Regions from separate parts of the Homo sapiens genome. Here region 1 is linked to region 2. Evidence: chromatin loops called from intact Hi-C (ENCODE). Cell type or tissue: Caco-2. All regions are shown on one strand. Each heading gives the region's core, and the rest is flanking DNA. Links, peaks and the distances in the headings are about the cores only.

What was found. A loop is a pair of places that touch in the nucleus more often than their neighbours do. Peaks named below come from ENCODE experiments on the same cell type or tissue, not always from the same donor. Only the 100,000 strongest peaks of a DNase experiment are listed, where the experiment ranks them.
Region 1: it touches region 2 in a loop (3-fold over the local background); 2 of 110 quality-filtered maps call a loop at or near these places.

What each region holds. Positions count from the first base shown.
Region 1 is chr10:94,271,147-94,287,792 of GRCh38, forward strand. PLCE1 (phospholipase C epsilon 1) reads left to right here. Exons shown (of 33, transcript NM_016341.4): 19 at 2,416-2,574; 20 at 8,636-8,765; 21 at 12,644-12,765; 22 at 13,702-13,819. It overlaps PLCE1-AS1 (PLCE1 antisense RNA 1), which reads right to left and starts at 15,924. Exons shown (of 4, transcript NR_033969.1): 1 at 15,695-15,924; 2 at 12,241-12,340; 3 at 9,448-9,483; 4 at 8,144-9,185. In Caco-2, for the core only: a CTCF peak has its summit at 9,131 (motif pointing right); a DNase peak (open chromatin) is centred at 9,145.
Region 2 is chr10:93,907,701-93,924,346 of GRCh38, forward strand. It overlaps a transcript of SLC35G1 not described here. Among named protein-coding and RNA genes, the nearest start is that of SLC35G1, 22 kb to the left of the region's middle. In Caco-2, for the core only: a CTCF peak has its summit at 9,041 (motif pointing right); no DNase peak of the experiment used is centred there.

The DNA of each region.
Region 1 (16,646 bases), core at 5,645-13,644, 360 kb after region 2:
TTACCCTTTCCAGAAAGCCTTAGGAGATTAGGATAGACCAACTCTCCAACACTTCTGGTACCACAAGTCAGGGATGCCAGGATGTCATCTGTCAGTTGTATGTGGAAAAGCTGAAAATATCTCAGGGCAAGTAAGTCAAATCTTATAGGAGAAGATCATCTTTTTTTTTTTTTTTTTTTTTTTTTTGCGATGGAGTCTCGCTCTGTCACCCAGGCTGGAGTGCAGTGGTGCAATCTCTGCTCACTGCAAGCTCTGCCTCCCAGGTTCACACCATTCTCCTGCCTCAGCCTCCTGAGTAGCTGGGACTACAGGCGCCCACCACCACGTCTGGCTAATTTTTTGTATTTTTAGTAGAGATGGGGTTTCACCATGTTAGCCAGGATGGTCTCGAACTCCTGACCTCATGATCCACCCACCTCAGCCTCCCAGAGTGCTGGGATTACATACGTGAGGCACCGCACCCAGCCAAGAAGATCTTCTTATACCACAGTACAAAGATCCAAGTTAGCAAAGAGCTTAGACTGGCCAGAACAGTTGCTGTGTTAACAGTCAGTCCTTCCTTATATAAGGGTATGATAATGTATCAGGGGAACCTGCCCCCAATGTTTCAACGTAGGTTCTTTCTATTTTCCCTAAGTGTCAGCCAGTCTGAGATATAAAGAGAAAGAATACAAAGAGAGGAATTTTACAGCTGGGCTGCTGGGGGCGACATCACATATTGATAGGTCCATGATGCCCACCTGAGCCGCAAACCCAGCAAGTTTTATTAAGGATTTCAAAAGGGGTTTACAAACAGGGAGTAGGTCACATGCTTCAAGGGACAAAAGGCAGAGCAAGGATCACATGCTTCTGAGGAAACAGGACCAGGGCAAAATCAGAAACTCCTGATAAGGGTCTACGTTCAGCGGTGTACGTATTGTCTTGATAAACATATTAACAGAAAACAGGGTTCAAGAGCAGAGAACCGGTCTGACCTCAAATTTACCAGGGCTGGGGTTTCCCAATCCTAGTAAGCCTGAAGGTACTGCAGGAGACCAGGGCATGTCTCAGTCCTTATCTCAACTGCATAGGACAGACATTCCCAGAGCAGCTGTTTATAGACCTCCCCCCAGGAATGCAATTCTTTTCCTAGGGTCTTAATATTATATTCCTTGCTAGGAAAAGAATTTAGCAATATCTCTCCTACTTGCACGTCTGTTTATAGGCTCTCTGCAACAAGAAAAATATGGCTCTTTTTGCCTGACCCTGCAGGCGGTCACACCTTATGGTTGTCTTCCCTTGTTCCCTAAAATCGCTGTTATTCTGTTCATTTTCAAGGTGCACTGATTTCATATTGTCCAAACACACATGTTTTACAATCAATTTGTACAATAGTGGTCCTGAGGTGACGTACATTTTCAGCTTACAAAGATAACAGGATTAAGAGATTGAAGTAAAGACAGGCATAAGAAATTAAAAAGTATGAATTTTGGGAACGATAAACGTCCGTGAAATCTTCACAATTTATGTTCCTCTGCCACGGCTCCAGCTGGTCCCTCCGTTCGGGATCCCTGACTTCCCACAACAATAATGCACCCAGATTTAGAAGCAGATATTCCATTATACTTCCCCCTTCCTTTAATGGTAGAGGCATTTGTGGAAATGAGGCTCTCAGTGGGAAAGAGGGGCACTGACAAAATGTCCCCAAATATTAATGCCAACAAAACTAATTAACTTTTCATATTGTCCTGGCCTAAGCTTTGATTTTTTTTTTCAATTAAAAAATAACTCAAGGCCAGGCCCAGTGGCTCACACCTGTAATCCTAGCACTTTGGGAGGCTGAGGCGGGTGGATCGCTTGAGCTCAGGAGTTCGAGACCAGCCTGGGCAACAATGGAGTTGATATAAGCATTGTGTCTGCTTTCCCTCCACCCACCTCCTTGACAGACACACATTCTGCTTTGGAGATCCATGCTCAAAATCTTTGTGAGAATTGTGTCTGTGGTTCTTTACACTATGTGGACGCAAATTCTACCTATGTCTTTGTCCCTGCTCCCTACCCCCTCCAAAGTTTTATCCTTTTGACTTGACTTCATCTGAAACTAACCTTATTCTACAAACAACAGCCTCTAACTGATTCTCTGTTTTCTTATTTAATACATCAGACCACAGAATATTTTCCTAAATAGTTAGAACTGACACCAGCTGCAGAGTGGCCTCGACCTCTCCTCCTGTCCTTCTAAACACCTCCCTTCCTTTCAGTAAGAAACTGTGAAGGGGGCAGGAGCAGGGGACAGCTTCTTTCCTAGTTCCTCTTCCTAAGACTTTTTAAATAATTCAACCAGTCTAAAATATCTACTATGTTTATGAAGTGTACATATATTTATCAATTATAGATAAAAGGCATTGATTGTATGTTTTCCTTCATTCTTTTTAGACTGTGTTTGGAGAAAAGCTGGTGACTAAATTCTTATTTGAGACTGATTTCTCAGATGATCCAATGCTTCCTTCACCTGACCAACTCAGAAAGAAAGTTCTTCTTAAAAACAAGAAGCTAAAAGCCCATCAGACGCCAGTGGATATCTTAAAGCAAAAGGTACTCCCCTCTGTTAAACCAGTTATGAAAAGGCAGTGTGCCTAGAACAAAGAAAAATAACATCATTCTAACCTTTCAGATGACCTGCTGGTTTACTAGTTTTTCAAGACTGACTTTCCTTAAATGATAAGTTTGATTTTGGGCTTTTCATTCCATAGACCAATAAATTCTCTCATCTCACTCACCCAAGATTTAATTTGTGGAATAGTTCCCACATAGAATATACCTCCGTTATTTAATTTATTCTGAGTGGGATGAAGTGTGACTGTTGTGTCTGAAACTGAGCTTAGGGGGTTGTTCATCCCATAATGGCTGCTATAGTCCCCTTTAGGGAGAGTCCCCTTAGGGGAGCCCTTGGCATGGGGCCTGTAGTAGAAGCCCAAAAGCCATAGCCCTGTGATCCCAGCGTATCACTAGTTTATGCTGCTTGGGCCCAGATCCGGACAACAGAGATCTGGGCCCAAGCACGACAAACCCACCTGTGTAGGAGACCCTCGGCTCAAAGGTCTGTGAAAAAGTTCAGGTACAGAACACTGAGTCCATTTTCCAGTCTGCACCTACTTATCCCACAGGATGACAGCTGACAAAACTATTTGTCCTACTTAGGAGGGCACTGTTGGTCCTAAAACATCACTTTGGAAACTAGCCAGCTACAGACTTGCTCTCAGGCTGGCTCAAAGAGTACAGGCACACAGATGCTAAACATACAGAAACCAGTTTCTTTACAAACATCCGAACCTGCATATTCCCTTGAAGTGTTTGTGTCCTCTGAAGGTAATACATTACCCAATTTGAAGATCACCCATGATTCTGGGCCAAAAGTTGCAAAATCAGCCACTTTCAGGGGCTAAGCAGGAAACATCAGTGTGAGGAGCCAGCTGGATACAGGACAGCTGGAAGTGGTGAGGACAGGAGTGGAGTGTGCACGCCGTGTCAAAGAACAGCTCTAATTCAATTATTTTTAAACACTGCACCAGCCAAACAAGTCAGGTCTGGAGGTGCAGTCAGCCCCAAGGGCCACCAGTTGGAGACCTCCAGTAGGTCTACCTTTATCCAGATCTGCACTTCCAAATCTGCTCCAGGTGACCTTGCTTTTGCTTGGGTTTCAGAGGCCATGGCACCTATGCTGATGGGCCTTGTTACAAAGTTATTTAAATGTTAGCATGTATACTCTACCTTGCCTTCCTCAAATGCCACATCAGTGACTGACCACCCAGTGTGGTGCTTTTTCTTCTAGAGCCCTGTTCATCTGTGCTGTTTTCTTTATCCAACAATTCCTGCCCAGTCCTCACTGCCAAGCAGATAAAGCTGCTAACCACACATACCACTGTGGTCTTCAAGATAAATGATAAATGTGAATGTCCTTGCCTTTTCCATTCTGTGCACAGTCATTTGCAGTTACTTATAAGGCCTTCATTCCACTAATGAACAGAAGTCTTTTTTATGTTGAGCCCAAATCTTCCTTCCTTTTCCTCCTTCTCATTGGCCCTCCCTCTTCCCTCTGCAGCTGTACAGACTAATTTTATATTTAGAAAGCTATCATGTGTTTCCCCACCAGCTTTTCTTCTCCAAGCTAAAAATTCTTGTTGTGCCAACTGTTCCTGACAGGATATGGTTGCTAAGACTCTTTACTTACCATTAAGAATATCGTAGATATTCTTAAATTTGTGGATATTCTTGAATTCGTCAATCTGAAAATGTGATTTCCAGAACTAAATCAGTATTCTAGGTAGTATATTACAGCACAAGAACAGTGAAACCATCACCTCCCCTAATTTGAACTTTAAACCTTTGTTAATACAGCCTCAGACTGTCTGCTTTTCAAAAATTCTTGGCCAGCCGCTGTGGCTCACGCCTGTAATCCCAGCACTTTGGGAGGCCGAGGCAGGTCGATTGCTTGAATCTAGGAGTTCAAGACAAGCCTGGGCAACATATCAAATCCCCATCTCTACACAAAATATAAAAATTAGCTGGGCATGGTGGCATGTGCCTGTATTCCCAGCTACTGGAGAGGCTGAGGCAGGAGGATCACCTGAGCCTGGGAGGCCAAGGCTGCAATGAGCCATGTTGTGCCACTGCATACCAGTCTGGGCCATAGAGTAAGACCCTGACTCAAAAAAAAAAAAAATTCTTTAGCACACACTGAGCTCATGTTGAGCTTGTAGAAAACAAAAAGCATTCAGTTATTTTCATATAGACTGTTCTTATGCCCAGCGTTCCCATTTTTCCAGATTAACAATGAATTTTAACCTTTTGTATATGGGAGCCTCACATTTATCTCTATTTCTGCTCTTCTTGGTTTTGGTATATTATTACGTCCTACAAAGTTCTTTGTGAATTTTGTTTCTGTCATCTGGTACATTTATTAGCAGTTTCTCAAACTGTGTCTTCATCCCAAGTTGCCCTTGAGTCAGCCAGCCACATGGAGAGGCCTGTGCCCTTCTTAAATAAGCCCCCTGGCATTTGATGATTATTGCCCCCGTCTGGTGCTCTCCTCTCTTGTAGCCTGCATTTCCCAGAGTGTGCTTCGACTTCTTTATTGATTTCTTTATTTATAAAATAGAAAACTGAAACCTGGCCACTTGTGTGACTTTCTCAAGGCCACCCAGCTCATAGCAATAGAGCTTAGTCTCAGACTTGGGTCTTTAGAGAAGCCCTTTTCAAAGGTGATACAGAAGTCAGAGTACATTAATAAGAATAATCGCTGGAGCACTTTGAAAAACAGATTCTAAGGTCACAAATCTGACTGACTAAGTCAGAATTTCCAGAAGAAAGGCCTGGTCATCTGTTTATATAAAAATAATTCCTTAAGTCACCATGGTGTCTGCGTAAAAAATAATAACAATAATAATTCTTATTATCCTGGAAGTTTGAGAAACACTATTTATCTGCTGTTTTTCCCATAAAGTGAATTATCTTATCCAAAACAGCTAAGGAGGTCACTGTGTGGTAAACTTGTTCTTAGTAGATCCACTCTAACTCTTGCAAATCACCTCTTTATTTTCTAAGTTCTCACAAACCAAGTGATTAATACCCCATCATGAAATTTTGTCAGCTATCACCTTGACACTGCCCACAGTATAATTTCCACAACTTACTTGTTCCTTATTTTGGAAAAATGGGACAATATAATCCCTATTGCCAGTTTTCTAAGACTGCTTGCAACCTTTCATGATGACTTCCCAAGGGGTACCAGCAATGATTCCACAGTCACATCCGTAAGGCCTTTCTGTTTTCTGGTAGATCATGGGTCTAGACCTAGTGATGATCTGACCTCAAATAAACCAGGTGATCCAGAGCTCCAGTGGGCTCAGACCTACCCGCTAACATAGAAGGCCGGAGTCATTTCCCATACAAAGAACTCACCCTCAGCAAGGATGGATTGACTCAGAGCAGGATTTCTGAAGCCCTCCACCTGCCTCTGGCTTGTACTGAGATGCATCCTGAGGTCTCCTAACTATACCCCACCAGGATCCTCCAGGATTCTGACATTCCTCTCCTGAATTTGAACCCAAAAAACTCAGTTCACCTTAAATGACAGACACTGCGGCTAGGTACTGGGGAAACAGAGAAGTGTAAGACATTGCTCCTGCTTAGCCCTATGAGGGCCAGTCTCCTCATCTGACCCATACCTCCAACCACAACCTATATCCGAGTTACTTTTATTCAGGGGCTGAGGTCCCATTTTTCTACCCTAGAATAAGTAGGATATTGCATAGAAGGGTCCCAGCTGTTGGCCGTTTGTTGGGCTACCTCTCCCATGCTTCTCCTTGAGCATCTTGGGGGCCTTGGCACTCCACTTTCAGACACTGCTATTCGTGGTTCTTTGAGCAGTGTCCTTCTCCCATACAGTTCTCATGCTTCCCTGCCAGTGGGGTCTGTCCAGCCCTTGGCGTCATCATTCCCAGCACTTGGCATTACCTTGAGTGCTCGCTGAGTCAAGGCCCTTCTCTTATCAGCGATAAACAGACCTGCTTTTGTGGCTCACTTGTGCCTACAACAGATTTCCCAAAGTTTTGAAGAACACTAATCCTATGAGAGACTCTGAGAAGAGAAAGACAGGGGAAAAAAATTTCCTGGTTAAGTAAGCATGGGAAATGCTGCACTGGAGATCTTTGAAGACTCGTGATGCCCTTTAGCGTATTAAATGAAGGCTGTGTGAAACCCTGTAGTAGGAATGTGTTCAGGTTTGGTTAAGCTGCTGCTTCCAGGCATTCAGTGTATCTTGTGGTTCCTGTAATTGTCAGTTTTTCCATAACACCTATTAACACCCACCGAGCTCCATAAAACCCACTTTGAGAAATCGCAGCCTAGACCATGTCCAGTTATCTGGAATGGACTGCTTTGTAATACATTTCATCTGGATATGGACACAGCCTAAATTGTATCTTCCTTATGTATACATATTCATTATAAAGGTAATATAACCACATTTCAAAAATTTAGGGAATAGAGAATTATTTTAAAACATACATAATTCCAGGGTCAAACACAACTGTATTACACGAGTTCTTAACCTTGGTAATATCCACAAATAGAATTTAGGGAGTCTACGAATATAAATGGAAAAAAATTACATCTTTATTTTCACTAACCTCTAGCTGAAATTTAGCATTTCCTCTGATCATAAATGTAGGGAATAAACTACAGTAATATAGGCAATACCTATTGTCATCAATAGAAATGGCAACTTTTTCATTATACTTCACAGTTGTCGCTAATATCTCCAAGAATTATTTATGCTCAATTTATATTTTCAAAAATGTTAATTAACTTACTACTATGTTTTCTACTGTGTTAATAAACACATATATTCTAATAGCACAAATTTGTTCCTATAACATGTGATCACTGTATTCAACAGTATTTCCTTTGTAACCATTTCATTTTATGCATTTAAAACATCATTCTGAGAAGGGATCCTGTCTCACCAGACAACCAGAGAAGTCTGTGATGCAAAAACAAGTGAAGAACCCCTGCCATATTAACATTTAATATCTAGGACTTCGTGACTGTCATTTTATATAATTGCACTTTAAATATATAAAACAAATACAGAATTATATGTATATTTATATAGTGTATATATTTACATGTATAGCTATTATCTGTATGCACACACATACATTATATATAGTATATATTAGCACACATGTATGCACACATACACATGCAGAATTATATATGTGTGTATATATAATCTATATAGTATATTCAATGCATAAATATTGAATAAAAGAATTTGTTCACTTCCTTTGTTCAATAAATATATATCAATTATTTTTTCATATCTCATTCTCTCCAGCAGACAACCATTGCTTACTGACCCCGTTCCTCTACCCCGTTTAGATTGTTTCCTGCATTTAGTTCATGCAAGTAACGTTTCCTATATTTCAGATGATTTTCTTAAGCTAGGTAGGTTCCCAGACCTGTACTGATGCTTATCACTTCACAGTAATTCCAGTAAACACGGAGTATGTGACCTCCCTGGCTGCACACATCAAGTTTCCTAAAGTTTCTAGGCCTGTTTTGTTAATCTGATTTATGGTTCAGAAAGCCGTTTGAAAACAATTTTATTTAAACCAACAACAATTCTTTTGGCCTCTTTGTCCATAGGGATTCTAATATTGTTCTCAAGGTCAGGAGCCTGTAGATATTATTTTAAGAAGGGGAAAAAATGGTTTCTTAACAGAGACATACTTCTGAAAAATTGATGGGTGATTCACTTCTTCAGTCACTTGGGATTGATGCTGGTTCTCCAAATCACCAAAGCTTTCTCTTGGAGGGGTTGTCCTGGGAACCTGGCTAGCTGGGCACTGCACACAGTCTTCTGGAGATTGTTTATAAAAGCTCCAGGATTCTTCCTGTAGGAATGCTAACGTTCACCCAAGTGTTGACATTGCATTTCGAGGGAATCTAGATTTTTTTCTCCTCTCCCAAATGTATCAAAATAGGTTAAGCCACTTTTAACGATTGTGTTAAACATCAGGGGTAGTTTTAAAGGTTATAAATGAATTCATTAACTTGGCATCTGCAGTTTACAATTATTGCTATTTTACAGGCTCATCAGTTAGCATCTATGCAAGTGCAGGCTTATAATGGTGGGAATGCCAACCCCCGACCTGCCAATAATGAGGAAGAGGAAGATGAGGAGGACGAATATGATTATGACTATGAATCCCTTTCTGATGGTAAGAGAAACAGATCCCTATGCTGTGCACAGGAAAATTCTTGGATGATTTGCCACATTTTTCTTTCTAAAATAAGTCTAGAGCGCCAAAGACCAGTAATACGGATGGTTGTAATATTGTCCAGGAGTTTCTGAATTCAGTCACTTAGCAAGGACCGAGGAAGGAGGGGATTCTGTTAGCCAACACTTACAGAAAGAAGAGGCAGGTGTGGGAAGTTACAGGGAGTCATTCCTACGACAAGTTTCTAGAGGAAGAGATGGAATTGCAGCAGAGAAACCCTGTTTTCACCCTTTAGTTTCTAGCGTGGCTGATAATCTTGGCAGGAGTCGTAGACTGAGGTTGCGTCCTTTCTCCTGCACCACCGGCAGGGGGCAGCATCACGGCTCTGTGCTCTCTGTTTCACACTCTTGCTCTGGCATTCTAGTAGTGAAAAGAAAGGAGAGGAGCCTCATTTCCCCTCCCTCCCTGGTTTTCATACCACTAAGCCAACAAGATCTTTCCTTCTGGCCCCACCAAAGAGAAAAAACATAGGCAATGCTAATGACGCAACACAAAAAGTCACACGAATGATGTTAACTACAGATTACTAGCGAAGGATTCTTCTCACATGAGAATTAGGTTTTCAGTGTGTTTCATTTGCATTAAACATTTGTTAGAGATTGCAGAATGTTTACTCAGGTACCTTTGCTGATAGTAGACTGTTTCATTTTGGTGATGTCTGAAAGGCAACAATATAATAATAAGAAAATGCCAAGGTTCCTATTTCTATAAACATTATATAGTAGAATATATTCTTTCTATGTAGAATAATTGTTTTGCTAAATATGCAGATATGCCCAGACCAGAAACCATTTACCATTAAGTTGTCTCATGCATTAAGACAACTGAGCCCCCTCCTCCAAATATCTGCTCCTCAGCAGAAATTTGAGTTGTCTCCAGTCATAGTTCAGTTTTGTGAGCCTCCATCACTGGTTATACTGCAAATATAATACCAAACTGTCTGCCCCCAAATATAATACCAAACTACATCATTTAGTATTTGTCCTTAGTAATAGTTGATTGCTCCATACCACCAATTAAAAGCCAGTTTGCTACACCTGAAACCCCATGAGCTAATATGAGAGACATATCTCATCAGATAGTAAGAGGGGAAAAAATTAAAAGGAGTCAAGACAATTTCTCTGCAAAGTCATGGGAATGTGAATTTTTTATATTAACTTATTCTTCCCCATGGTTTTCTTCCCCATTACAGTTGCAGTAATGCCCCATAGAACTAATTGATTCAGATATGAAATAAAAATCACACCTAAGAAATCAACTAATCTAGATGTCATATGCCCCTATAAGTAGTTAGTCCACTAGAAAACAAATTTGCTCTTTCATAAATTACTCCTGTGCTTTTTCTGTACTTCTGAGAATAAGAAAGGAAAAGCCTTTTTAGAAATTATTATTATACTGTAGATTTCACATAAAGAAATAACAAAAAATTATTATAGATGGTTTTGATTTGCAAGTAACAAAATGAACAGGTGGGAGAAGGATTTTCTGATTTATTTTCATTTGGGAAATTTAGTCCTATACCACTGAATTTCTAAGATAGTTGCATGTATTTTTAACAATCCACATATGCAGAGGTGGAGTATCATTGGAAAAGGGGACCACACCAGGCTCTGTTCCAGTAGACTGTGATACCTGGGGCAATGTCTTCACCACCTTAGGCCTTAGATGCCTCAGATATGTAATCAAAAGTTCTGCGAAGTGTTTGGTGATGTTCTTCCTCTACTTCCAGCACTAAGATCTGTAATGTATGACCACTTAAGCCCACTACCACTACATGAGTATTTCCCCCTTCATTGAAAGATCGCTCTGACTGGATGATTCTCAAACAGGCCTTGTAGTTATGCTGTGACTTGTTGAAGCTTGTCCAGTTAAGGCTTCCGTATGTGACTATTAGATGCCTTACTAACCACATGCCTTTGATTATTGTTGTGACCATCTCCACTTTCTCCAGCAGGGATAGAGAACAGAAATCTACCTGCTGTGGGAAGCACCGTTACCAGCCTCTTAGGGGGCCTAAAAGGTTTCCTAGCTTCTCGTAATAATGGGTCTTTTTGAGAATCAGATGAAAGCTATCACCTCTGAAAAATAAAACGTGCTCTCAAAATTCTGCACAACTGCAAGAGTTTCACAAGTTTCCTGAGACCCTCATAGGCATCCTAGATTAGGAACCCATCTCTAAAGTCAGGGTGCCCGGTTTATCTCTGTGATCTCTCATCCTTGGTTTTCATGCCCATTAAATAAAGGAATTAATCTAACACCATTTGGGCTATAAAAATGAGATAATGCCTAGCCACAGAATTATTGCAAGAAAACGCTAAGGAAGTTGCAAATGAGAGTTATTTATCTGAGAAATTGTAACTCTGCCTTTTGGGTAATAAATTCTTAATATTTTTCTCCCAACCTTGTTGTTTACCTTGTGTCTAGTTTTGAACATACACTGCAGACAAATTTGAATTTACAACTTAACGCAGACATATTCTATGACAATGACAGCACAATTCCAAGAAATTAATCTGTTTCTGTACATTTGAAATGAAGTCATATTGGGAGTATTACAGCAGTCAGTAACTGAAAATATGTAACATGAATGTGTCAGCCCTTGGCATGATTCACATTAATAATGTTTACATTTCGTTTACTGCTAGTCCTTGCATTGTTCCACAGTCAAAATATTAAATCTATAGAGCATTTCCTGTTTCATTTATTTATAATCTAAGCTGCTGTTATTTGTGCTTTGCTTCATGCCTTTGTTTAATTTATCTGGTGTTTGTCTTAATTTTCTCCTTCCTTTACCCCTTTCTGATTCTGTTTTTCTGTAGCAGATGTCCTTACTGCCTCCCCTGCTCCTAACGGTCAGGAAGGTAAATGCCATTTGAACGGGGCATTTTAACTGCATGGATGTCAGCATTCTGTTTCCAATTTCTTGGGCCCGGTTAGCATGACGTTGTGATACTTCTGTGAATACAAATGTAATGAAATGATTTATCTCATTTACTTCTTGTCAGCCTGCATGGCCCTGATTTGGTATAAGGTCCTTTTGGTCTAATCGTTTGTGCTCTGATGATGCGATACTAAATCTTGAGTGAGAAATTAGCTTTCTTGTTTTTCATTTTAAAAGGTCATCATCACGATACACTTCTAATACCTTTAGAGTCATTCCAAATAGAAAAGCAAAAAAAGAGCAAAATATAAGATTATATCTTATGATATAATATTCAGATATATTTTATTTTCTGTTATGATTATCACTTAGTAAATTAATAACAATCATGAAAACTTTACTTTTTAATTATAATTGTGAAGACTTTGCATTGCACCCAATAATAAGTCTTTCCCCCTAGGTTTTGGCATTTCTCAAGGTAAAAGAAGTAAATAGCTTCATTTCAAAGTGAGAGTGAGTCAATCATGTATGTACCTTCTAGAAGTGCTTCAGCCACTAAATCCTTCCCAAACGTGTGTGCTGTCAGCTTCTTGACACGGGGTATCTTCCATAATATTTGCACAGTTCCAATCATCTGTATGAAAATTGGCATCTTCATTTAGATTATGTCTATATGCCAGATTATTTTGAATCATTTAAATTATGTATATAAGTGACAAAAACTACTGGTAAATAAATCAATTAAATTGAAAATAACTGCATCAACCCAATTTTTACAGTTATGCTTCAAGCCATCATTTTGTTAACATACTATATAGTTAGAGCCTCATTCTTATAGATAAGTACAAGTATCTGGATGTCCTCACAGTGATGCACATGTAGCTCTTAAGTGAAGCATTGGGTTCGTTTTCACTGAAGTCTGCTAACTTATTTTCAGACAACATTCTGGAAGACAGACCTGAAAATAAATCATGTAATGACAAGCTTCAGTTTGAATATAATGAAGAAATCCCAAAGAGGATAAAGAAAGCAGATAACTCTGCTTGCAACAAAGGAAAGGTGGGTGAACGGTTTCTGTTAAATGACACTTTGACCATGTGGTACTCTTGTCAGTTTCAGATGAGATTCCACTTGCTCCCTGTCCCTCCCTTTCACCTTTCCCCTCACTTTCCCTTAGATACCTGCCAAAGTTCACTTGGTGATATTAAAAGACACCCACCTTCCATTTGTGGAAAGTTAGTCACTGATTCATCCAGCCAATACCTACTAATGGTGTATGTGTGGCAGGTACTGAAGTGGCACAGAGGTGGTTTAGTGATGAAGGCAGACATGTCAACTGTGTTGAATGTAAGTGCATAGAACAGTGATTATACTGTGTTATCAGAGAATCAAGGACAGGCTCTCAGGGAAGATGAGGTTTCAGAAGGAAGATTTGGCTAAACAGACAAAAACAGAACATTCGGGCCAAGAGGGCAGCCTGGTATGTCCAGGGAATTGCAAGAAGTTTTAAAGGCATTTGGGATGACCAAGAAGATAAACGGGCCAGATAGCAGAGGAATGACACTGAGAATAGGAAGATAAATGAGATACCCAGACCCTATCCTCAAGTGCCTCACAGTTTATAGACTCTGAGCAAATCTTTAGACGCAGTTGCAGTGACATTGTTGGACAATGGAATTGTAAGATATGTCAAAAATTTGAGCCACGGAAGATACATAGTCAATCCTCTATTTATTTAACAAAGATTTATTGACCATTCCACATGTAAGACAGTGGACCATGCACTGAGGGAAGATGGAGGATGAATTAGACTCACCTCCTGCCCTCAGAAAGCTTTTACTCTAGGAAAGCTGTTGGGACATGTATATGGATAATTACCATGCAAGGGGAAATACAGTAATAACACCAGAGGAGGACAGATAAAAGAGCTTTGGGAATCCAGAGGTGAGTAGCATATACCTTCCATGTAAAATGGTATCATTTTTCCCTTACCAGGTTTATGATATGGAACTGGGAGAAGAATTTTATCTTGATCAGAATAAAAAGGAAAGCAGACAGATTGCACCAGAGCTTTCTGACCTTGTAATCTATTGTCAAGCAGTAAAATTTCCAGGTAAGATTAGGCAATATCATCTATAACTTTTAAAGATATCAAAGGTTAAAAATATGCCATTTATTTAATTGGGCATTGTGAACACTCTCAAAATAACTAAATTGTGTTGCTGAAATCATTGTTATAATACCTCCTAAATATCTTTATTATTATAATTTGCCTTGATGCTCATGAAGAAAAATACCATAAAGTATTCATTTTTCAGGTCACACAATGTCTTTTTATAATAGTTAATAATTATAAAAGTTATAATACTCATAATTTCTAATTGCTAAATGTATTAAATACTTAAGTACTAGGATTTGTGCTATTTTACGTACATCTCCTTTACCGTTCATAATGATTCTACAAGGTAGGCGGTATTATCTCCATTTTAAAATAAAGTCTGAGAGGGATGAAGTAATTTGCCCCAAGTTTCAGAGTATATCAGTCAAGATTCTTTTGTTTGAAAGTGGCAGAAATTGACCTAAGTAAAGGGAACTTTATTGACTCATGTGCTTAAAAATGAAGACACACAGGTTTCAGGTATAGCTTAACCAAGGTACATGCTTTCTCTTTCCTCATTTCTCATTCCGCCTCCATCATGTTGGCTTTCTCCCCTTTATTCCCTTCTGGTTGCGAGACGGCTACAGCAGGCCAGCACTACATGCTTCCAGTTTCAGCTTCAGTGTAAGAGTCTCTTCCAGAACTTCCCGCAGAAGTGTCATTGTTTCTCATTGGGTCCTTTACCAATCACTGTGGCCAGGAGATGCAGTGCTCTGATGGTCTGGATCCCATGTCACATTCTCCACTCTGAGCTGGGTAGCAAGGCCCCACCCAAACCACAAGGACCAAGGATGGCGTTGAAGTGGAAGGAGAGATTTCCCCCAATTGACCGTTTTTAGAAGTACAGTGGACAGGCTGATGAACCACTTTCCAAAAACAGTGTCCTTTTCAATTAATGAATGGTAGACCTATGGCTCTGAAGCCTGTCTGTCTCCAAAGTCCTGCCCTTACCCGTTATACTGCCTGGCCTCTCTTGTTTCGGGCTGTTTTCAATGAGGTACTCAATTATGTGTCCCACAAATGGGGCACCAGGGGGTAGAAGACAAACAAGAAAGTCCCTAAGTACATGGAACTCAGAAAAATTCATCTCCTCATACTAAGAAAAAGGATTCTCTTGAATATAATTTCTGAGAACAGGAAAGTGGCTGAGATAGGAGGATCAGTCTAAATGTTAGTAAACAGGATTTATAGACTTGGCCTGGAGAGAGGCACTAAAATGCCCTCATCTTTTCAAGATGGGCTGAACTCAGGTCCCTCCCAGAGCATATCTTAAGCACCTGGTCTCACACAGTGCCTGACAAATGGGCCAGAGGCATTGGGCTATTTAAAAATTAGGCAAACTGGGTGTAGTGGTGCGTGCCTGTAATCCCAGCTACCAGGGAGGCTGAGCAGGAGAAATGCTTGAGTCTAGGAGTTCAAGCCCAGCCTGGGCAAGATATATAGCAAGACCTCATCTCTAAAAAATAATAATTAAATTTTTAAAATCACAGTTAGGTAATAGTGAGCTTTTCACACATCAGAGTAAAAAAAATCATATTATTTAATGATATGATAAAAATCATATATTTCATGATATTAAAATCATTTTAATTGTAAGTTTTCTCCTATAAGCTGTTTTTAAACTTTTGGCAGCTGCTACTGCTTGTCTGCTAGCAAATCCTGTTGAGGAGGATATGAATCAATAAGTAGCCAGCAAAGATTTCAGAGAAATGCAGGAACCTGGCCATTTAAGTTTAATTTCACAGACCATGACCTCATGGCATATAAGTACAATATGACCATTATTTGCAACTGGCAAAACTCTTTTTCTGATGGAGTAAAACCCTTTACCTGTCAAAGAGCCTGGAGGCTGGCATGTCCTTCATTGCAGGAACAAGGATGAGCGCCACTCTGTCCAAGAATCACACCCACTGCAGCTCTTATTCTTTATAAATGCAGCGGATGCCACACTCGGACCATTCCACTGGCTTTGTCTTTTCTTCTCAAGCACTCAGTAAATAAGGAGCACAAATTCCCAAAGATATTTGAAGTCTGTGTGAAAGATAAAGTCTCTGTACCAGTAGAGAATCGTGGAAGATCAGGAGGTCATGTGATAGAGCTTCTAAGCATGTGGTTGTTCGGCTTATTTTAAAAATTCCAAGTATGTTGTTTTTTAAAAGTGTTCACATAGCATACATTTCTTCATAGGTATAGTGTATTTTCTCTTTAGAAAAATGAAATTTCTTACATTTTTTCCCTGATTTTATTTCCTGTCTCAAAATAGCTAAATTGGATTGCCAGAATGATTGTTATAATACCTTCTAAATATTTCTTTTTACAATCATTTGTTTGATGCACATGAGGAAAATACTATAAACTGTTCATTTTGCTATGCCGTTTATTTTAATTTTGCTACATTATCAATTTCAGTGTATGTCACCTTTCATCATCCCAAGTCCCTTCTTACAAGCCATATGCAAAAAAAAAAAAAAAACCCTTCATTGCAATGAGGCACTCAACAATCATGTGGTATGAGGCCCACAGAAAGGAAGGAACTTCCCCACCATCAGAAGCTAGGTCAGTGGCAGGGCAAGAGCCAGAATTCCTGTCAGCTCCCAGGGGTGGGCTCTTTGCACCACACTATGGAAGTAGTTGAATTTTTTCGACCTGCTTTCTCTTAGGGTTTATTTCTCGGTTGCATTTAGTACTTCTATTGTCCTGGGTTTTTTTCTCCTTCTAATAGAAAAAAAAAAGGATATGGTATTTTTATTTTATGACCCCATCAACCTAGTTTCCAATATCT
Region 2 (16,646 bases), core at 4,958-12,957:
CTTTGGCAGCTGAAGGGCGAGGTGAGAGGAGACTTTCCACTGAATCCCCTTTTACACCTTTTGAATTTTGAACCAGGTGGGTAAATAACTTAGTCAAAATAAAATAAAATAAAATAAAATAAAATAAAATTGGTGGAACAAAAATAAAAAGGTGACTTGATGGAAAAGAAAGGAGAAAGAAAAGGAGTAAAAGACATAGGGAGCTACATATATACATTATGTCATACATACATACATGCATAGAGAGATGTTTACTGCTTTAATCTGGGCTGTCACCCTGACTCACCTTACGGACTTCCTTTTGCTCCCTCCTCTTTTGCCTCATAGAGTCTGCAGACCATACTTAAATTCCCACATCTCCATGATTGAAGGGAATATAAAGATGAAACTGAAGTTCACCTTTTTAATAGGACTATATCCTCCAAGATCCTAGAAAGCGTTGTGTGGCCCTGATTCAGATGTCTGCTTTCCTATGGCACCAAAACAATTTTTACTTGGAAAGGACACTAACATTTATTGAATAAACCTCATCCCAGCCAAGAGCTTCTTAATCTTTGTCTCATTCCCTCACCAACCTTGGGAGATAGACTGATTGGGAACTGAAGTTCAAAGAGGTTGAATGGGGTTACCTACCTGCTAAATTCTAGTCCCCTCACTAGTAAATGATGAGGTTGGGCCATGAGGTCTGCCTGACTCCAAAGACCTTGCCCTTTCCAATACTTCATGCTGCCTCCATAATTGAGGGTGGTAGAATGCAGAACAGGGAGTCATTTGTCACTGTGGTGGAGAAAGAGTTGGTTTTTGACTTTGGGATTTAGGGATACATATGTCCTCCTTCCTCCTTCCCCTCCTAGAGCAAGAGCTAGAAGCGAAAGAATAGAAGGTGATGACAACACTGCATATATTTCAGTTTTATTTCTTCCGATCTACTAATTAACATTTGTTGGGCAGTAGCCATAAACAATCCTAGCCAATGCAAGGAAACACCAAATATTGTCAAGCCCTCACATTGGTCATAACTGGAAGCAAACATGACATATATGGACTATATAATCAGTTTGCGTGGGCTACAGCAAGATGTTGCCCAAGAGCCTAGGCATGAGCTGGCTTCCTACGGCCTCCAAGCAGGAAAGAATGGAGCTATACACAGTCATCTGAATATACAGAAGTGAACCCTGGGCCAGCCACATTCAGCCGTAACTTCCCCAGACTGTTTCTACAGGTGCAGTGTGCCAATCAGAAGAAAGGTGGCCAGGCTCAGGAGAAAGGACAGGAGAGTGACTCTGGCAGGCTTGCTCCATTGTAGAGATGAGATACACCAAGATAGTGACTTCCCAGCTTTTCTCCCCAAAGCACCCCTAATAGCTGAGAAGAATCTGGAGGCATAGCTACCATCACAGCTACACTAACCACCATACTTTACTGTATCCTTCAGGTGTCTGTCCTAGCTAGTTTTGTGGTCTGGCTCCTTCAGTCCCTGCAACAAGCCTGTTTATTTTCATTATATTGATGAGGTTATAGAGCTTGGACAAGTTACATGACTTTTCGAAGATCACATAGCTAATAAGTGTCAAGAGTCTTATTCTCAAAACCCTGGTCTGTCCAACTACAAGCCTGTGCTCCTGACTCCACTATTCTGCTTACCCTAAGCCTAAAGCTGCCCACTTCAAGCTCAAATCCTCTTGGAGGCTTCATGCTTTAAAAAAAAAAAATCCATGCAATTTTTTGCATCCTAATTAATAATATATCTGTGTGTTTTAGTGTAAATTTTTTTTTTTAAATTACCAATTCAGTTATTTAGCTTTTTATTCCCCAAATCTTTGGTACCCTAGGCAGATGTGTCATATTTATCCTGGGCTTTATGTACCTCTGGTTTGAGGGACTCTTGAACTTCATTTTAAGAAACATGGCCCAATGAGTACACAGTCAAGTCTTCATGTCCCTGAACACTGCATTACAAAATCAGCACTCCTTGTTCTTTGTATATTTGTGTTATCAAATAACTATGTGATTATAATCTGGCTTCTCATATACCATAAGTGCAGAAGAGAATCAAAAGATTGAGTACCTGATTCCCTAAACTGTCAAATTTCCCGTTGTATATTAATAAAATTTGTATCGTTTCACAAATAAGACTCTATGTTTTTGGTTATTGTTGCTCTTCCTAGAGAGATAGAATGTATTCCCAGCTTCCCTCATCCCCTTTCTTCTAAAATAATATCCCTGTATTAGAGTAATTATGCTGGCTGCTATAACAGACAACACCCCAAATCTCAAGAGTCTTAAAAAATAAAGTTTTATATCTCGATTCCCTCACAGTCTGATGTAAGTTGCAAGGTCTCTACAGTATCTCTCCTTTGAGTGGTGATTAGGCTCCAGGCTCCTTCCCCCTGATGATCCTGACTTCTTATACAGGTAGCCTCCAAGTTTACCAACATTTTACATCAACAGTCTTGACGGAGAACATCGTTTCTACCCAAATGCCATTGGCTGTAACCTAACTTAAAAGGAGGGTAGGAAATAAGTCTTCCTTTGTGCTCAGGAAGAGGAAAAGAACAATAGCAACAGAATTTGGTGAACCTAAAGCATTGTTTCTGCCATAACCCCCTTCCTTTGGGGAACTGCTGAAATCTAAGTCTCTAGTTTTGGTGGAGCTGGCAATTCAGAATCCTACCCCCAATGGCCTAGGAAGTGGGCAGGCCCATGACCTGAGCTCAGCCAAGTCAGGTTTATCTCTCTCTGTAATTTGAATCATGAGCAGGGTCTCAAGCGCAGAAGGAGCTGTCCAGTGGCAGTGCCCAGAGAGAAGGGCCGTGGGTGCCGGCTGTAGAAATCCTGTAGACAGACTGGGTCCTGTCCCTCCTGATGCCCAGTTGTCCAGCTCTTCCATCAAGTCTGTGAGATCCCCACTATCCTTCCAATTAGTTCCCTACTTGTGATTAAGTTAGAATTTGTTTCTGGGCCGGGCGCAGTGGCTCACGCCTGTAATCCTAGCACTTTGGGAGGCGAAGGCAGGCTGATTGCCTGAGCTTAGGAGACCAGCTTGGGCAACATAGCAAAACCCCGTCTCTACTAAAAAGACAAAAAATTAGCCGGGCATTGTGGTCATACCTTGTAGTCCCAGCTATTCGAGAAGCTGAGGCAGGAGACTCGCTTGAACTCAGGAGGCAGAGGTTGCAGTGAGCCAAGATGGCACCACTGCATTCCAGCCTGGGTGACAGAGCCAGACTCTGTCTCAAACAAACAAAACAAAACAAAAAAAACCCCCCAAAAAACAGTGTTTCTCTTACTTGTACCCAAATGCAAGTATTAATTATTAATCTTAATTAATACCCAATATTTGCCACCTATATGCTAACAAGCAGATTTCCCATCTCTTCATGACTCGACCCTTGGGGATATGATGGGCTATCTGGCCAACCTTTTTCAGATGACATCTCTCTATCTTATTAAGATCTTTAATCTTCTAAGTGCATGAGAAAAGCAAGAAACAGTACAAAGCAGATGTTTAAGGCCAAAGAAGTCATAAAGTCAACATGCCATCCTCTGCAGGGATGTCAGGTGGACGATGGGGTCATATCCAGGAGTGATCTCTGAAGAAAGATCCCATACATCAATTTGTCAACCTATTTCACAGACAAAAATCAGGATTCTAAAATAACACCGTCCAGTAGAATTACACTGCAGGCTACACATATAATTTTTAGTTTTCTGGAAGCCATATTAAATAATGTAAACAGACAAGTGAAATTGATTTTAATAATATATTTTATTTAACCCAATACATCCAAAATATTACTGTTTCAACATGTTATCAATATAAAAAATTATTAGTGAGATACATTCTTTCCATCATACCATGCCTCAAAATCTAATGTGTGTTTTATAGTTACTGCACATATCAACTGAGACCAGCCATATTTCAGATGCTCAGTGGGTACATGTGGCTAGTGAAATGACCTAATAGTCCCATAGACAGTTGTTTTTGGATAAATGTAGAAATTGGCCCTTCTAGTCTTAAAGCTTGAAACTTAGAGCTGTAAGTTGTTTCGGATGGTTGTACATCCCCATCTCCTCCATCATGACATTGGTTCTTCCGAGAGTTCTTTTCCCCTTGTCTGTATAGGTGATTCAGGTCAGCCCTGACCTGGCTCCAGGCTTTGGTTCCTCCTCCTCCCAAGAGCAACTACAGGTGGAATTTGTGGCAACCATCTCCACTAGCTAGTGACACCGACTAACAGTCCCATAGACAGTTGTTTTTGGATAAACATAGAAATTGACCCTTGTTTGTATCTGAGTTCCTTCCTCAGGAAAGGATCCCCAGGCCTCTCACGAAGTATCAAAGAACTGAAACCACGTCATTGCATCCACACAATGAAACGCCAGGCCCCTCATTCATCATGATTGCTTCCTTACGCCTCTCGAGTTCCTGTTTTCTCAGACATAGTAACATGTCTTCCCTGCTATATAAACCCCTAATTTTAATCAGTAAGAGAGATGAATTTGAGACTGAACCCCCATCTCCTTGGGTGCAGCTCCCAATTAAAGCCTTTTTCCTTGGCAATACTCATTGTCTCAGTCATTGCCTTTCCGTGCAGCAAGCAGCAGGACCTAGACCGAACCCCTGGTGTTTCAGTGACACTAGTAGTTAGCATGTTTGACAGCATAGTTCTAGAAAGTGCTAGGAAGAAAGGAGGGTTATAACAGCAGGCACTATTTCTTGAGCCCTGCCATGTGCCAGCACATGTCAAAGCTCCTTACATATTTCTCTCATTTGATCCCTGGAAAAGCCTTTTGAGATTCTTATTTTCTCTATGTTACAAATGAGAAAGACGACTTAGCGAGTTTAAGAAACTTGTGTGAAGTCACATTGCTAAAAAGGACAGAGGACAAAGCACACAACACACACAGTCTGTCTGACCCAAAGCAAACACTTTCTAATTGATCTCATGCTTTTCATTTACAGGTAAGAGGACATGAATTGCCTTGGAGTTTTACCCTAAAGGTTGTGGATCAGGAAAGGTCCTAAACAAAGCACAGGGGAATGGCACTAATCTCACCAGTAAGGTGTGTAGCCAAACCAGCTGTTCCCTGTTAAGGTAAGAGGCATCTAACATGAATTAGAGAAACAGAAACAAGTGCTAATACATTTCTCCAGCCAAAAAATTCTATGAGAAGCAATGGTGAGGTGATGAGCAAGGCGAAAACACAAGTAAAGCTCCACTAACCAGAAAGAGATAAGTGGGTTTGAACATTAACAAAGGGCAGAATTGGTGATAAAAAGTATTCAAAAACTTCGAAGATAAACATGCAATTTCAGTAAAGCCAGTGGAGGTGAGTGCCACAGTTCCACTTGTAAGGTTGCCCTTGGAGGAGGAGGAACCGGAACCTAGAGCCAAGGTCAGGGCTTACCTGGATCACCTATGGAGGTAAGGGGAAGCAAGCCCTCGGAAGAACCAAAGCCACAATGGAGGAGATGAGGATGTACCACCATCCAAAGTGTGTGTTTGAGAACATCCCTCTTCAGCAGGCTTCACACAGGTTACCAGGATAGACACAGGTGCTTATAGATGCTCAGCCAAGACTAACTTAAAAAGCCAGAGTCCATAAAACAGTCCTCAGTGAAATAAGAACACCATGCTAAATCTAGTAAGTGTTTACATTTTGCCTTTATGTATTAGTGTTTACCCTTTATGAAATTATGGTAATAGTGGATAGTCATTGTTTGGGTGGCTGTGTGTGTGTGTGTTTAAAGTCTTCACTTGGCAAATATAAAAGTCAACAACTTTATATTGGTCCTCCAGTTTTACTATTAAAACAAATTGATGGTATATAAAATTTTAAAAAACACTGCTTGCTTAAGATCCCATTTGTTTCTCTCTGATATTATTTCAACTATTCACTCAACCCTAGCTCCATCCTCTGTGTATAAATATGCTCAAATTTCTTCAGATCAAACCAAATCAAACAAAACCTCCCTTAAAACTCTCCTCCCTTCCTCTCTAGGTACACCCAAGCACTTGTTTCTTCTTTATCAACCATTCTTTCCTCAACCCACCAGCTGTTGTTTTTTTCCCCCATTTTCCACATTGGCAGTTGAATATTAAACTGTGCAATCGTTTTTCCACCCAAGTAAAGATGAATTAAAATTTGTTACTCAATCTCAGTGTTTTCCCTTCTGGTTGAATCACCGTTAAAACGGTCTTGCTTTCTTCCTATTTAATCCCTGTGGGAGGGCACAGTATTTCAGCTACATTATGTGTTAAATTGGACTTTGTCAGCTACCTCAGGAATGTAGCCAAGTTTATATGCTTATATATAAGAGAAAAGCTATGTTCCAAACTGGCTTTCAAATAAATGTTGCTGTTAACTTTTTATTTTGACATAATTTGACATAATTTTAATTTGACATAATTAATTTGACATAATTTCAGAATTACAGAATTACAGAAACACTGCAAGAATTGTACAAAGAATTCCCATTACCCAGATTCCCCTAGAGTTAATATTTGAGAGTAAGTTGAAAACATGAAGCCATTTACCCCTGTATAGTCGGGGGTCACAGTTCTCCATATATATATATATATATATATATATATATATATATATATATATAAAATATATATATAAAGTATATATATAAAATATATATATAAAGTATATATATAAAATATATATATAAAGTATATATATAAAATATATATATAACATGTATATATATAAAATATATATAAAATATATATATATAAAATATATATATATGAATGGATGAAAGAGAAAGAAGAACGTACAGGGAGGAGGAGAAGAAGGAAAGTAGACATATATTTTATGAAATTGGCTTATGGGATTGTGTGTGTTGGCAGGTCGGAAATCCATAGGGCAGCCTAGCAGGCTGGAAAATTAAGGTAAAAGTCAATATTGCAATCTTGAGTCTGAATTCCATAGAGCAGCAGGCTGGAAATTCAAGCAGGGTTTCTATGTTGCAACTTTGAGGAGAATTCCTTCTTTCGGAAACCTCAGTCTTTGTTCTTAAAGTCTTCAATTGATTGGATGAAGCCCACTCACATTACGGAGGGCCATCTGCTTTACTCAAAGTCTACTGAGTTAAATGTTAATCACATCTAAAAAATACCTTTCCAGCAACATCTATTTTGGTGTTTGACCAAACCACTGGGTGCCGTTAGCCTAGCCACATTGACACATAAAATTGACCATCGCACTTCTACAGTCCTGCAGTGTATATTTCCTTTAAAAGGACATTCTCTCAATAAGCATAGTAAAATGTGCAAAATCAGAACATTAACATCAATACAGTGCTATCATCTATTATGCCAACCTTATTCAGATTTTCACAATAACGTAATTGATAGCCAAAAAAAAAAAACTGGAGAAAGTTAACAAGAAAAATGTTTAAAATCCAGAAACTGATAAATAAATGGAAATTAATTGTGATTACCTTCAATTAATTGTAATCGAAAGTAACTTTAATTAAGAATTGTTAACTTTTTTTTTAAAGCCCCTGATCAAAGAAATTAAAAGTTGGCAATTTTCTGATGGACTCAGCCATTTTTTTGAAATTTGGTCTTCCAAATCCCAAAGTCTGGTACCTGACTGGAGATTCCATTCTTTCTCATCTGCTCCGGGAACTTGTTTTTCTGAGTTCTCAAACTCTTCATTTCTACTGACCCCTCTTCTGCTTATAGATATGTTCAGATCTCTTCTATATTCACACCAAACAAAATCAAACAAACATTTCTCTCGCTCCAGCATTTCTCTTGGGTTGGCACCCTCGTTCTTCCCATCCGACGCAGATTTCTAGAGACCCACATCTGCCTCATTATCCTCCCCACACATTCACCTCTTGATTGTAGTAGACACCATTGTTTCCTTACCCAAATTCAACCTCCTCCCTTTTTCCTTGCTTGAATCTCCCCAGTTTTAAGTTCTCGTGCCACGCGCTGATGAAAGTGCACCCAACCCAAACCCAGAGGAGGGGCTAAGGTAGGGGTGAATTTCAATTAGTCTCTAAACCAAACATTCCAATCCTCTTGCCAGTGATTGGCTTAGAAAGGGGCAAAGTAACCAGTTCTGACCAATGATACGTGAGAGGCAGTCTGCAGGCAACACCTCTGGGAAAGAGTTGCTTGTTCTCACAATGAGGCTTCTGAAGAGTGTTTTCTGTTTGTGTAAGGAGGTGGTGCTAGAGCTGCTTCAGCCTCTTGCTGCCATGAGGACATCTAGCCAAACGCATCTTGATTGATAAAACTCATTGGCACCAGCAGACGTAGTTAACATTTTGCAAGCTAGCAACAAATTACTGGAGAATTATATAGTTGTTTCTCTCCCAGAATTCAAGGTAATTAAAAATCTATTCTTAAAAAAGCTTTATTTTTCCATTTTAGAAAATATAATTTACTAATATTATAAAAGCATTATTTCTTATTCCTTCCTGCTTTTCTTTTCAGCAAATGCACAGTATTTATGTTGTGTTAAATGTCCTGTTGATGGATACCTTGAGAATTTAACAACTGAATACTTCATTATGTGTAAAATAAAATCCTAAACCTGACCAATGACTTCTTTAATAGAAGAATCCGGTGACCTCATCTCTTTGTTATCGTATCTGCCACATGGCATACAAATTAACTTTTAAATAATAATTCATTCGTGAACTGAAATGTCCTGGAATCCATCAGTTCATAGCAATGCTGTGTTAGCCAGGGCTTGCAGCCATTCAATTCAATATGAGTTACTTTAATGCAATATCTTTCTAAGGTTCTGTGCACTTTCTTAAGTATGGTCCTTTCAAAAGGCTGCCTGGCATCTTGGTCTGTGATTTTTCAGCAAGGATAGCGGTAGTATTTTAAACAGAACAGCTTTTAAGATTCAGAAATCATTAGCAGGAAAGTGACTTTAATGAAGTGGTTTAGTAGTTCTTATTATCAAAGAATGTTGATTTGGACATCCGCCTGGACCACACTTAGGGAAAAAAGAACTGTCAAAATAACAGGCTAGGTGCTTATGATTCCCTTGGCTTAGAGCTCAGTTTTACCAGTAGATGTCACTATAGTCAGACATTATTTTAAAGCCTCAAAAAGAGAAAGGTAACCTCACCGGAGTTTAAAGGATCTGAGGGGGAAAAAAGCAAACAAGTTCTTCTATAGCTAAACATGTGCTCTTCTTTTTTTAAAAAGCACAGTAGGCATTGAATAAATGTTTACTAAGTGAACCGACAAATAATCAATGCATATGGAATAGTCCGCCCTGAAATCTTTGTGATTGAGTTATGCTCTGATAGGAATCAGAGGAAGAGCTTTAGAGTCTGCAGAACAAAAATGATCTCTAAGATGCAAGCAGGCAGGTACAGAAGTAAGCAACTCTGCCCAGAGTCCATTCGTGAGAAGGGACGTGGGGATTTAAGCAACTCAACTGTGCAGACTGTTGCGCGCCACCCTACGCCAGGCACTGAGCTAGGGACTACTAGAATCGGAGAGGGAGTCGCGGTACATAGAGCCGATGGCGAAGTAAAGCAGAGGTCATGTGTTCTGTCCTCCATCCTGGAGTGGGGGAGGTGCAGGTTTTCCTGGCTTCAGAGGTAGATCAAAGTTCTAAAATCAGGGTGAAGGAGCTGAGAAACAATTCCCATCAGCTCTCCTTCAACACCCTCTTTCCTTTTTTTAAACTGAGGTTTGCCTGCATAAGGCAGAAAGAGATTAGGAAAACAGTTTGCAAACCTGGCAAATTATTCAGAGGTTTGATATATTGAAGATATATGACAACATGTATTACAGCTATTTTGAGCGCTTATTAACTGGTACATTCTGCACCAACTCCATTCTCTGATTTAATCCTCCTAAGAGCTCTAAGAGCCAGGAATTTCTATGTTCCTCATTTTTTGAGATGAAGTATCTGAAGAATGAGGGGGAGTGGGGTTGAGAGGTTAATTTGTCCCGGATCACCCAGTTAATGAGTGGTAGGACCAGGTTCTAACTTAGGCCTGTATGGGGCACTCTGCTGTGTTCCTGCCTTAGTTCATTATTCCAAGGAAACTGACTCTAGTCAGGGTCTGACTACCAGCAAAATCTAGGATCCATGTTGTTTAAGTTGATTTTGCCCCAATCATTCCTTTTTAAACTCTTAGTGAACCATTCTTATGAACAGGGCACTCCGTTTTGGACTAGGAGAAGGGGAGTGTAAAGGAAAGACAGTGGGCTGTCCTAAAAGAATTTATGATTCAGTGGGAGTAGACATGGGGGCATTTGGAGATGGGAGGAGCTTGGACAAGGAAGGTCACCCAGCATCTGCCTTCTCCATACGGCTTAGGAGGGTTTGGGGAAAGTGGAAAAGATTTGGAACAGCTGCTGTAAGGAATGTGCTAGGTTAAATAATGTGTCTGGAGAAGTGAGGGGTATTTCAAGATCTTTCTTTCCACACCTCAGAATTAATGGAGCTTATTTTCTCAGATTTTCCAAAATAAAGTTCACCTCTGGCTAGAGCTCAAGCTTGAAGAATTTCAGTACAGAATTTAATCTTGTCTCTTGAAAAACTGTCAGCACTTAATTTTTTTAATCATGAAAACAGATAAATGATAACACTGCACTGAGAAGGAGGCTAAAACACTTGCTTGACTTGCAGTGTTGATTATCTATCCAATTGGATTTTTCTTAGTGTCAACTTTATTTCTGAAATAAGAAAACAACCAAATGAGAAACATTTTTAAAACCACAAGTTGAAATCCTAAGACAAACCTAACATTAGGGATGTCTGAATTTGTTAGTATCTTCGAGGCACATGGGTTACATTGCCCTAACCCTAGCATTTTGAACAATGTCATCTGCCCACTTTGTGTTTTTTCATAAATATGTAAGTGTTTTCTGGTTGTTTTCATTTCTGCCTCCATTCCACTTTAAATATTTTGTTTAATTATCACATTACATTTTATGTTTAGAAATCCTCTCTTAAAGACATTCCGTCTTGCCTGTAGCGAGGGAGGTAAATTTGGTTGAGTGTTAATTACTAATGGAATTTCTCCAGACTCAAATCTTTCCCCATACACTTTGCCACAGAACAGGTAAAAAATGTTGCTCTGGAGAAATTATAGCATAAATATCTCTAAATCAAGGGCTTAGTAACAAAGTCCACAACTAGTATAATATTTTTTCAGAGTGGCTGTCAAAAACTGTACAAATTCATTAGTAAAGCCCTACACAAGGGGGAAAACGCCCCCAAACAGGAAAAATAAATGGCTAATAAATATATGAAAAAATCAACTTTACTGTAAATAAAGATAAATTAATGGAGCAGTGAGTTCTTTTCACTTTAAGTCAGAGTTTGGGGTTTGTTTTTATAAAAATAACACTTGATATTGGCAAGAGGGTTCAAATTGCCAGACAGCATTGTGGTTGGGAATGTTAAGTTGGTAAAAATTTTTTGAAAAATTTGCAATACATATCATACCCTGTGGCCCAGTAACTATTTCTAGAAGATTTTTCCTAAGGGAAAAAACCCCTGAAACACAGAAACAAATATTTACATAAAGACATTCCCTTTTATAATTTATAATAATAAAAATACAAATAACTATTCCATTTGAGTATATTAGGTTTAAAAAAGCTACCTTCATAGATTAGAATATTATGCATCTTTTCACAAGTATCTTTATAAAGACAGAAGTAAAGGGAAATCCAAAGGAATAGAAATCGTTCTATCATAAAGACATGCACACATATGTTCATTGCAGCACTATTCACAGCAAAGACATGGAATCAGCCTAAATGCCCATCAATAGTGGACTGTGTCAGGAAAATGTGCTACATATACACCATGGAATACTATACAGCTATAAAAAAACAAGATCATGTCCTTTGCAGGAACATGAATGGAGCTTGAGCTCGTTATCCTTAGCAAACTAACACAGGAAGAGAAAACCAAATACCACACGTTCTCACTTATAAGTGGGAGCTAAATGTTGAGAACACATGGACACATAGAGGAGGAACAGTGGACACTGGAGCCTTCCAGAGGGTAGAGGGTAGGAGAAGGGAAAGGATCAGGAAAAATAACTAATGGGTACTAGGCTTAACACCTGTGTGATGAAATAATCTGTACAACAAACTCCCAAGACACAGGTTTACCTATATAACAAATCTGCACATGTACCCCTGAACTTAAAAGTTTTTTGTTTTTGTTTTTGTTTTGTTTTGTTTTGTTTTGTGATGGAGTCTCGCTCTGTCACCCAGGCTGGAGTGCAGTGGCACCATCTCAGCTCACTGCAACCTCTGCCCCCCGGGTTCAAGCGATTCTCCTGCCTCATTCTCCCGAGTAGCTGGGATTACAAGTGCCCACCATGATGTCCGGCTAATTTTTTTGTATTTTTGGTAGAGACGGGGTTTCACCATGTTGGCCAAGCTGGTCTTGAACTCATGACCTCAGGTGATCTGCCCACCTCAGCCTCCCAAAGGGCTGGGATTACAGGTGTGAGCCACCACACCCGGCCCCAAATACAAGTTCTTTTTACAAAGCTTACCAAATGGAGCCACAAAAAAAGAAGTAAAGAGAAATCGTCATGTTATGATATTAAGTGGAAAAAGCAGGAGAATAAATATATAAATAATATAAAGTATATATCTACATATATATAATACATGTCCTCACCTCTAAGATGACTAAATGATCTCTGAGGTCCCAAGCATGATTTTATAAAGTGAAGAGAGCAGTTAGATATCTTATCAGTGTATTGTCATCACATGTTATCAATGTCTGGAATCTATAAAATGATGCCAGTGACACTTGGTACTAGTATGAGGTCAGATTCCCTAGGAGAGCCCCAGACAGAGGTTGAGGTGTGTGTGATTTACTGGGCATATGCTCTTCAGGAAAAGCTCATGAGGAAAACAGACCAGGGAGGGGGAAAGAGGCAAGCAAGGATGCACTTTTTTAAATTTATGTATGTATTGAGACGGGGTCTCACTTTGTCACCCAGGCTGGAGTGCAGTAGCACAATCTCAGCTCACTGCAACCTCTGCCTTCAGGGCTCAAGCAATCCTCCCACCTCAGCCTCCTAAGTAGCTGCCACCACACCAGGCTACTTTTTAAATTTTTTGTAGAGATGGGGTTTTGCCATGTTGCCCAGGTCAGTCTCGAATTCCTGAGCTCAGGTGATCCACCCTCATGGGCCTCCCAAAGTGCTGGGATTACAGGCTTGAGCCACTGCACCTGGCAGAGGATGTGCTTTCAGGAGCATAAATCACACCACTGCATTGTAGGTGGGTCTTATACCCAGAGCAATTCTTGGGGATGGGGAATCTGTGAGCCATTAACAGCCAGGTTCAGTGGCCTTAATTTCTAAATTTTGTTCTCCTGGGTAAAATAAGGTGCCTGAATTAAATCAATGAAGGATCCTTCACGTGGGCCTGGGAATCTCCAGGAATTATATTTAAAATTCAGCTTTCCATGCAGTTTTCTGGGATTCAGGTGCATAACTTTTGTCAGATTCTTTGAGGACAGGGTGACTTCAAGCTTCCTTCCACCCCAGCACTTTGAATAGGAGTGTGAGAAGAGACTTAGGTCAGAGGAGGAAGCTAAGCACTGAATTCTTAGTTCTAGTTTTAGAAACATAATCGACCAGAACAGGGATTCTTTGGTCTCACCTTATCCCAACCCCCATTCAAATTTAGGAAAATTAAAGGCAGTCTCCCAGAACCCACTCAGACCCACTCGCTTTCACAGCCACATCTTTTCAGCTCCGCCACCTCCCGGTGAGGGGGGTGTTATCCTCGTTTTACAGAGGGGAAACTGAGGTGCCAGTGATGTGACTCATTCAGAATCCCACAGCACCCCCTTGTGGTGTGGAGCTATGGTCAAGACTTGCTGTGGAAACCAGTGGCTTGCGTTTCTTGATTTTTTTTTCTTTTTTTGAGACAGGTTCTCACTCTGTCACCCAGGCTGGAGTGGAGGGGCTTGATCTCAGCTCACTGCAGTGTCAACTTCCCAAGCTCAGGTGATCCTCCCATCTCGGCTTCCCGAGTAGTTAGGACCACAGGAGCATGACACCAGCCCAGCTAATTTTTGTATTTTTTGTAGAGATAGGGTCTCACCATGTTGGCCAGGTTGGTCTCGAACTCCTGGGCTCAAGCGATCCATCTGCCTCATCTTCCCAAAATGCTGGAATTACAGGCGTGAGCCACCATGCCTGGAGAAATATTTTTGTTTTAAAAAATACTGTATTTATCTTTCAAAGGTGATACTTTAAAAATTCAACAAGCGAGAAAGTAAAGAAAAGGGAATCCTTCTACACTGTTGGTGGAAACGTAAATTGGTGTAGCCACAGTGGAAAACAGTTTGGAAGTTTCTTGAAAAATTAAAAATATAATATGATTAAAAAATCCCACTTCTGGGCATATATCCAAAGGAATCAAAATCAGTATACTGAAGAGATATCTTCACTCCTGTGTTCACTGCGGCATTATTCACAATAGCCAAGACGTGCAAGCAACCTAAATTTCCAAAGGACAAATGGATAAAGAAAATGTGGTGTATATATACATACAGTGGAATATTATTTAGACTTAAAAGAGAAAGAATCTTGCCATTTGCGACAACATGAATGAACCTGGAGCACATTATGCTAAGTGAAATAAGCCTAACACAGAAGGACAAATACTACATGATACCAATTATATGAGGTATCAGGTATAGTCAAACTCGTAGAATCAGAAAGTAGAATGGTGGTTGCCAGGGCCATATGGCAAAGGAAGATGGGGAACTATTGGTCAAAGGGCACAAAAAATTTCAGTTATGCAACATGAATAGGTCCTAGACATCTGTACAACATAGTGCCTAGAGTTAATAATATTGCATTTTATACTTAAAAATTTGCTAAGATGGTAGATCAATGTCAAGTGTTCTTAACACAAATTATAATGAGGGTGGGAGGAAACTTTTGGAGGTAATTGATATGTTTATGGCATAGATTGTGGAAATGGTTTCATGGATGTATACTTATCTCCAAACTCATCAAGCTGTATGCATTAAATATGTACAGATTTAAAATAAATAAGTAAAGTTGCAGCAACAGTCAGAGAAGATTTTCCAAGGACTGCAATCACATTGCTCTCAGAACATATTTTCAAAGCAAGAATCTGTATAGGACATTGACATCTGGATTTCTGATGCATTTCTTGTATCTTAAATCAGGGATTGCATCATTAATAAACTTCCATATAGTTAAAAAATTAGCAACACAGAAATGTAAAATATAAATGGAAGGCTCAATTCCCCTGACCTTTAAGTAGTAGAGTGGATTCTTCTTTTATTTTTCTCCTCTTTTTTTTCCCATTTTTTTAGAGACGAGCTCTCCTTCTGTAGTCCAGAGTGGACTGCAGTAGTATGAACTTACTGCAGCGTTGAACTCCTGGGCTCAAGCTATCCTCCTGCCTCAGCATCCTAAGTACCTGGGACTACACATGTACACCACCATGCCTAGCTGGATTCTCTTTTCGATAGATACATATAGATTTGTTTGTTTAATTGATTGATTAATTTTTACAAAATGGAATCATATGGTACATTCTGTCCCGAAACTTCTGTCCCACTAGACAGTATATCACGAAAATTTTTCATGTCAGAAGATAAAGACATACCTCATTCATTTGAAAACAATAGTAAAAACAACATGTATATATATTTCAGACCATCAATATGTTAATTTAAACGGCCAGATTAAATCATATTGGTAAACAATGTGGAGTGAAACTTCTGCCATCTTAGAGCAATTATTCGAACTTCCTGTAAACTGATTATGAAGGTTGTAGTTCTAAACTATTCAAAAAATTCAGGAACTTTTCAGGACCACTCACAACAAATTGTTAAAATAAGCATGCTCTCACAGCCCCGGGGGCTGCCCTGCAGGAAATGTTGGATAATGTTCAGGTCCATCTGCTTTGTGCAGGTGCTCATGACATCGTAATGACAAACTGTACAATAGCAAGAGAACATACAAGCTGCTTTGCCATGATTATATTATATTATATATAATTTTAGCTCTTATAATTTTGGTGTCCTGCCTGTCTGACCCCTTATACTTATAAGAGAGTTTTTATAAAGTTTGAGTGCTTATGGTTTACCTTTTATTTTTACTTTTTTTTTTTTTTTTTTTTTTTGAGACAGAGTCTTGCTCTGTCGCCCAGGCTGGAGTGCGGTAGCACAATCTCAGCTCACTGCAAGCTCCGCCTCCCGGGTTGATGCCATTCTCCTGCCTCAGCCTCCCGAGTAGCTGGAACTAGAGGCGCCCGCCACCACGCCCGGCTAATTTTTTGTATTTTTAGTAGAGATGGGGTTTCACGGTGTTAGCCAGGATGGTCTTGATCTCCTGACCTTGTGATCCGCCCACCTCAGCCTCCCAAAGTGCTGGGATTACAGGCGTGAGCCACCATGCCCAGCCTTTTTTTTACAGATAGGGTCTCTCTCTGTCTTTCAGGCTAGAGTGCAGTGGTACAATCAGAGCTCACTTTAACCTCAAACTTCTGGGCTCATGTGATCCTCCTGCCTCAGGCTCCAGAGTAGCTAGGACCAAGACACACATCACCACACCTGTCTAATTTTTAATTTTTTTGCAGAGACAGGTCTATTTTGCTTAATCTGGTCTT